2 separate regions of the Homo sapiens genome follow, and region 1 is linked to region 2. A link is a loop called in an ENCODE intact Hi-C map of the cell type or tissue named here. Cell type or tissue: ovary. All regions are shown on one strand.

Evidence for each region. A loop is a pair of places that touch in the nucleus more often than their neighbours do. Peaks named below come from ENCODE experiments on the same cell type or tissue, not always from the same donor. Only the 100,000 strongest peaks of a DNase experiment are listed, where the experiment ranks them.
Region 1: it touches region 2 in a loop (2.1-fold over the local background); 2 of 110 quality-filtered maps call a loop at or near these places.

The regions. Positions count from the first base shown.
Region 1 is chr9:79,262,939-79,266,938 of GRCh38, reverse strand. No RefSeq gene overlaps it. Among named protein-coding and RNA genes, the nearest start is that of LNCARSR, 300 kb to the left of the region's middle. In ovary, no CTCF peak of the experiment used is centred here; no DNase peak of the experiment used is centred here.
Region 2 is chr9:79,143,225-79,147,224 of GRCh38, reverse strand. LOC101927450 (a long non-coding RNA gene) reads left to right here and starts at 1,559. Exons shown (of 5, transcript NR_109771.1): 1 at 1,559-1,728; 2 at 3,994-4,000. In ovary, no CTCF peak of the experiment used is centred here; no DNase peak of the experiment used is centred here.

The DNA of each region.
Region 1 (4,000 bases), 120 kb before region 2:
GAAGGCTTTTTGAAAAGATGAGATTAACATAAATCAGTAGACTGGACTAAAACCAACTGCCCTCTCTAAAGTGGGCAAGTCATAAAGTGGAGTTCTTAAGAGAAAAAACTAAGGTCCTCTGAGGAAGGTAGAATTGAGCTTTGGACTCAAGTTGCAGTATCGACTCTTCCCTGGCTGTCTAGCCTGCTGGCCAGACCCACTGCATTTGGACATGCCAGCCCCTGCAATCACATAAGCCAGTTTCTTAAAGCCCTCATTCACTTCTCTCTAGGAATACACATAGTACTGGTTCTCTTTCTCTCTCAAACCCTGACTAACACACTACATCTGCTGCCTCTGTCTCACTACTCCCATCCTTTAACCACTTCGAACTGTCTTAAATTCTTTGAAAGTACCATGTCTCTCTCACTCAGGATATTTGCCATGTTGTTTTTTAGAATGGAATACATTTCTCCATTATTCTCCATCTTATTAATATTTACCTCCAGATCTAGGCCACAGGATTCTCCCAATCACTATACATTACCCTCTCCTTAAACATTATATTGCATTTAACCATTTTCTTGAATATCTCCTCCACTGGACTCTATGCTGTGTAAGGATAGGGACCATGTCTGGTTTTTTTTAGACTTTAATCCTCAACACAATACAGTAAGTACCTGGCTCATAGAGGGAGCTCTTGGATGAATAAACAAATTGAATAAATGAATTGGTTAAAAGGGGCATAACTCTGTATTGTTAGAAAAAATGACAAGTTCACACAACATGTGGCATTAATATGACCTTGGACTCCACAATCTCATAGGCTCTTCTAACTAGGTTTTGTTTTGAGGAGATATTGGCAGGCTGATGATGCTGGTTTAAATTCCAACCTGATTAAAAAAAAAATGGATCCTACACTAATTGCCTTATCTCTTTTAAGGCCTGAAGGTAGACATGAGGCAACATTAAAGGATTAGGCTGTATTTGATGGTCTGTGAGGGATATTATTAATGAGTATGAATAAAATCTCCAGGTATAAATTTCTTTATACCTGTAATATTCCATTATGGATCAAAGAGACTTCACAAAACACAAACAAATGACCATATTTTCTGGGAAGATAAAGAAGTCTGTAAACCTGAGGAAAAGGAAAATCCGAAGCACTAGGTTTAGTGCCTGCAGTACATTGTGACAAGTCTGAGACTTAATCAGCTATTCTCCTCTAATAAAAGAAACATCAATGCTGATAAGGACCATAGCAATCACCAACATGCTAATGATGATTATTTCAGGTTAGTGCACAACCACTCAGGGAAGAAGAACTACAGGATGTTGCCACAAATTATTCTTGATCCCAAGAGAAGGGGCTGTTTCCCAGGAGTTGTCCTGGAGCCATTTTCTTAGAAATTCCTGACACACGGGAACAGGTTATTGCTGAACTTCAACAGTACCTTTAGAAATAAAGCTTCCCTCTAAAATATAATTTCCAGCCCCATGAGGTGGGTTCTGGGTCTCCCAGAGTTTGTCCCTGATCTTGCCTCCTGGTTGTGGTGTAGCTGGAATGACATGGCCAGTGGCTTGTGGGATGCAAGGTTACCTGGTGTTCAGTGGCAGTACCTTTCCTCCTCCTCATATGCTGCTGTTCTGTGACGGCCCAACTCTTGCTCTGTAATAAGTAAGTTTGCTACTTCTGCTGATGAAGCTGCAAAGGCAATCGCCCCCTCTCTGAGACCTGAGCCTCCCTCCCCACCCATACTTCACCCCACAGGCTGCCTGGCAGAGGCAGGGGACAGGATGCGCTGTGTAATAAATTCTAACCACTGCTGAGCTGAGGGATAACAGATGGATAGGTTTCCTCATGCAATTTCCACTTCACTTGGTTTGGGTATAAAATAGCAGAAGGATGGTTTCTTCTTGTGCAATTTTCAAACAGATGAAACCAGAGGGAGGGTTTGTTAGGCTGGGAGGAAAGCGAGGGACTTGACTGTCCTTTAGAGAGAGCCAAATGAACAGGATGCCCTGAAAACCCTGTGAAAGATTCAGGCTTGTGTTTTTCTGCTAGCGAGCAGTCAGTTCTTCCATCCAAAGCCGCCTGCTCATCCCTACCAGGCATGGCAAAGGAAACGATCACGGGGAGGGCCAGAAAGTCTGTTGTTCATGTTGTTATAGTGTTATGGTGATTGCAGTACAAATTCTCCGGGTGGAAAAAAAGGTATAATGACAGATTGTGTGATTATACCCATACGTATAATTAAGCTGTTACAATACAGACAAGCGCCTGCTCTCTAATGTCACCAACAGAAACCTCTTTGCTTGGAAAGGAAAGTGACTCACTGGCAATTAGAAGGAGTTCCCTACAGGACTTCATTTTCAAACCCTGTGAGCACTCCAGTAGGAAGATGTGTGGCTCACTTGAATTACAGGGAAAAGTACAGACATCCAGGAGCAGCCACCTGGTCTCCAGGTATAGGATGTGGTATTGGTTAGAGGAGGAATTATTACCGTCGCAAATACCCTCTTTACAATGCACAAAGGGCTTGGTTCCCACAAAGCACTTTATCATAGTGTTTATATGCAACTCTGTGGTGTCAGTTGGATTTGTGATTTCCATTTTAGAGCTGGAAAAGGAGAGAGAGAAAGGCAGGGAGAGAGACAGAGAGAGAGTGCACCCAGGAGGCAACAGGGCAAGTTGGTGTCCAGCTGGGACTCCTGGCCACCTGCCAACATGGTCACTTCCACTAGCTGTCATTTGTCTGGTGGTAAAGTAGGTGGTGTCTGCCTGACAATCCCTCAAACCCCCAGAAGGGGATGTTTGGGTCTTCCTACTAACTTTGAACCTTTTTAACTTTAAGTGAAATAAGGGGAATTGGAGGAACTCCCCACTCTAAGGGGAATAAAAGGAACTCACATTTTTTACACTTTTTTTTTTTTTTTTGCTTTTTACCCATTTCTATTTGATTATTAGGTTTCATTCCCTTTTTTCTGGCAGCTATGTTTCCTAACTGACATTGCTACAAAGGAATCCACCATGCCTACCTACAAATATGTGTTATGGGCTTCTATTCAAGTAACCCATGATGTGACTTATGTAAACATTCTTCAATGATGAACACGTTCCTCTGTGTAGCAGGCAGCTCTTGTGATTTACACACAGAGCCCCTGGTGTGGTGTGAATTTGGAGTTTTTCTTGAAGAGGACTTTTATATGAGGAAGAAATAATGATGAGAAAATTATTTGGGGCTCATTGCTGGGTTTCTTGAATTTTGTGTGATCTCTCTGCATATTGTTTCCTTATCTGCAAGATGAGGCAATACATATCTACCTCCAGAGAGGCATCTTGAAGACTAATTAGTTAATGATGCTTGTGAAGTGTCTTAAAGATGCAAATCACAACACAAGTGGCAAGAATTAATACGATCTATATTCACATAAAATTCATTTTTATGTGCCTATGTTTGAGGAACTCACCTGGAATTATTTCCGTAAACACATAGAATATATGGCTAGTAACAAGAATTTCTGATTAAAAATAAAAAAGACCATTTGGTTGATTGATGATTGAAAGAAATGACCTGCATCAAGTTAGGTCTTTGCTTGTGTCACACCCCTGTGCTTCGGTATTCAGCCAGTAGCTTTGTAGTCATGGGCATGCTGCATAGCTTCTGTGCATCTTTGCCTAAATGATGGGCAATATTGCCTTGTCATCCTCCCCATGAAATGTTGGGGGGAAAATGGTGGAAGTAAATTATTCTGTGGGTGAGAGAGCCAATGGGGAAAATATTAAATTGAGAAGGAACTGCGTTAGTCCATTCTCACACTGCTATAAAGACACACCAGACACTGGGTAATTTATAAAGAAAGGAGGCTTAATTGGCTCATGTGTCTGTGAGCTGTACAGGAGACATGGCTGGGAGGCCTCAAGAAACTTACAATCATGGCTGAAGGATAAAGGGGAAGCAAGCACATCTTCACATGGCTGCAGGAGAGAGAGAGAGAGTGAAGTGGGAGGTGCTACACA
Region 2 (4,000 bases):
GAAATAAAGTCTTCCTCTATGTCCTGGCATTGGTGAGCTTCTAGCCAATCTGCTCCACTGAGATTGAAAACAGTGGAGGTGGATCCGATTTGGGAAGGATGGTAGACATTAAGCCTGTTACCAATATTCTGGTTTTTCTCCCTGTGAGTACATGGTAGAATTGTATTTTTCTGAACATTTGAATTTAGCATGGCACAGTTTGGCCAATGGCATGTGCATAGCAGTAACATGTGTTATTCATGGGATGGAAGTTCTGAAGAACCTAGGTGTGGCCTTCTCCTGCCACAGCAACCAGTGATGTTCCTGATGATGGAGGCTCTGTCCATTGGGGTCCTCAAGTGAGGATGCCCTGGAGCAGAGCCCTCTGCCTACCTAAGATGGGCAGGTAGTACAAGAGAGAAATAAGCTTTCATGGTTTTAAGCATTGAGAGTTTATGGTTGTCTGTAGCTGCAACATTACCTAATGTATCCTTACTGAGAAGGGGTAAGATTATGAGGGTTTTTTTTATATGAAAATTGTGAGGTATCTTTTAAAAATCAAAGAAAGGATTTTGAGATCATTAGGTATATGGGTCTAAAACTCATATGTCTGGGTTAAAGGTATAGATTTTTATGTCATCAACATATCACTTAATACTCATTACGATTTTATGAGTATTATTATTATTATTATAATAATACATTTAATACATAAAATAATAATACATTATTATTTTATGTATTAAAGAACCAAGGCTTGGATTAATGCCTAAATTCATTCTAGCCATACCACTAAGGGGCTGAGCCAGGACTGGCGTTCATATTATACTGATAGATAAACGTTGTCATTTGATTTCCTTTCTCTGCAGCTTGCAATCTTAATGTACTCTCATGAAATAGTTTTTTATACAGACCTGCCTGGCTGCCTTCATTCCTAGAGTACCCTTTCTGGACATAATCCAGAGGGTGGTTGAGAAGCTGGGGAAGCAGATGGGAAGCTGACTGTTCAGCATGTAATCCATATAGTATTTGCGTTATGGCATACATATTAACAGGATAGGTGAGGAGAAGGTGGGTAGAGGGTCAGTGAGTAGCAGGCACCCAGTAGGAACTCTACGTGAGAGTTTACAAATGGGCTAGATCATAACTTGAAGAGTATAAAAGTGAATGGCCATTCCATAAAGAACCACAAACTCTACTCTAGGGGTTTTATTTTTAACTACTATTGTAAATGTTTTTTGTTTTTGTTTTTGTTTTTCCTTTTCTTTTCTCTGTGCAGTGTATTAGGTCAGGTCCATGAATGGCTGGGACTTTTTCTAGGTTGAGGTGCTGATTAAATTGTCTGTGAAAGGTTCATAGTCAATAGTCATACTGAGGTAGGAATAACCTTGTCTTTGTCTGTCAGAGCAAAGTAATTCCAGTCATTGTACAGGGATGAGACACATATCCTGGGTAATAAGTCAGCCCTCTTTTTCTGTGCAAACTTCCTACAGCTACCCCTTGCTACACTGATTACATTTAAACGGTAACATCCTCTTAACTGATTACTGAAGCAACGGATGGATCACGTGACCTAGACAGATCTCAAAAATGGGAGACCACATGCAAAGGAAACTACGTTTTCACAACACATGGTTGGAGAGGTCAAAGAAAATGTGATGTATTACTTTCAGTTTTATCATCAGCGGGACCATCTGGGGCTAGTGGTGGGGCTCGAAGAAGGAAGAAGAAAATAAAGAAGAGAATCAGGCAAGTGGACATCTGTAGGAAGAGTGATATAGGTAGAGAGAACAACCAGATCAGAGGAAGGGGTGTACCTGACAAAGTTGAAAAACAAACTCCACTTGACTTTAAGATTTACTATAAATGGTAATCAAGACAATGTGACTGGTAAAAGAATGGAAAAATAGATCAATAAAACAGAACTGGGAGCCCATAAATAGATACACAAAAATTTAGTCATCTGATCTTTGGCAAAGAAGAAAAAGTAATACAATAGAGAAAAAATAGTTTTTTCAAGAAATAATCCTAGAACATTTGGACATCCACATGTCAAAAGTGCATCTGTACAGAGATTTTACCCCCACCTGTCACGAAAATTAGCTCAAAAATGGATCGTAGACCTAAATGTAAAATGAAAGCTATAAAACTCCTAGAAGATAGCATCAGAGAAAATCTAGATGATGTTGGGATTAGTGATGACATTTCAGATACATACAACACTAAAGGCACAATACATGAGACGTAACTGATAAGTTAGAATTTATTAAAATTTAAAACTTCGCTCTATGAAAAAAAATGTCAAGAGAATGAGAAGACAAGCCTTAGACTGGGAGGAAACACTTGCAAAAGCTTCATGCAAGTTTCTGTTGCCAAGGGTAGACACAGAGAGACCAGTTAGGAAGATATTGTGTAATTCAAGAAAGAAATGCTGAGGGCTTGCAGTAGTATGATAACAACAATGAAGAAGAGAGGTGGCTGGGCACGGTGGCTCACGCCTGTAATCCCAGCACTTTGGGAGACCGAGGCGGGTGAATCACAAGGTCAGGAGATTGAGACTATCCTGGCTAACACGGTGAAACCCCGTCTCTACTAAAAATACAAAAAAAATAGCCAGGCATGGTGGAAGGCACCTATAGTCCCAGCTACTGGGGAGGCTGAGGCAGGAGAATGGCATGAACCCGGGAGGCGGAGCTTGTAGGGAGCCAAGATCGCACCACTACACTCCAGCCTGGGTGACAGAGTGAGATTCCGTTTCAAAAAAAAAAAAAAAGAGGTGATTGGATTTTATATATAAGTGTGTAGACACAGCCAAAAGGTTTGAATGTGAGATGTGAAAGAAAAGAAAACATCAAGGAGGACTTCCCAATCTATTTTGTCTTTATCATATGCTAAACTTTTTTTAAAACATGGTGCTTTGAAAAGCATATGAGCTGTGGAATCAGGAATGTCTGAATGCATTCATGTTATCTCACTCACCAGTTATGTTACCTGTCTGAGCCCCAGTAACTTCAATAACCTCATCTGACATGATATAAGAACACCAATATCTCAAGGGTCATGAGTGTCAAACAAGAAAACTATATAATGCATCTAGCTTCATGAACACATTACCATAAAAAGTGAACAAGAGTTCAATTCTTTTGACTTTGCACTATTTTCTAAGCCTGATAACAATGGGCCCATTTAAGAGGTGTTCTGTAATTACATCAAGCTTCCATCTAGTTTTCGGATTTCCAATTTCATAAGATTTTCTAATTGACATTTTCAATTTCCTGTGTTCAGTAGAATAGAAAGAGGGAGACACCAAGAATTCACTGCTCGTAGGATGTGAGGTAGAAGTCACAGTCTGACTCCTACAGTTACATACTGTTAGAAATTTAAATTATCTAATTTCATTCTTTCTCTAACGTTAGAGAGTCTCATAGGGGATTAGGTTGTGGAGAATTTCCTCGCTTTCTTAAAAAAAGGGGCTTTGGGGAAAACTTTCCATTTTTCTAAATCTTTTCCAACCAGTAGTGTGAAAAAGACAATTTTGTAAATTGAGGTTCTTGGGCATTGTCATAATTTATAAAGATGATAGAAAGAGATGAGATAACAGAGGAAAAAGATATATGTTCCATTAATGTACTTCAAGGCTATGAGAACATACCTGAACAAATATGCTACACTGAGCAGAAGACACCATAGCACTTCTAAGAAAAGAGGATGCTTCCTCAACCATGAAGTTCCCATAGAGATGCCTACTTAACCCTGGATTGCCATAAAGATTCTGACACTTTCTTCAAGCAGCTCCTGTTTACCATTCACCTAGGTGGTCTTAATCTCTTCTGCACTTTCCCAGTTGTTTTGAATACTTCAGGCATGAGTCTTCTTACTAACCAGTTGCAAGTAAGAAGTAAAAACCATAAGAAATTCCTGTTTTTGGAGAGATTGTCTAGGTCAAAGTTCACTTTTTCAAGCATTCTACCACACTAGCCTGCCTCAGTTCTAACTTAAGTTCTTCTCCTGCAGATCCCCA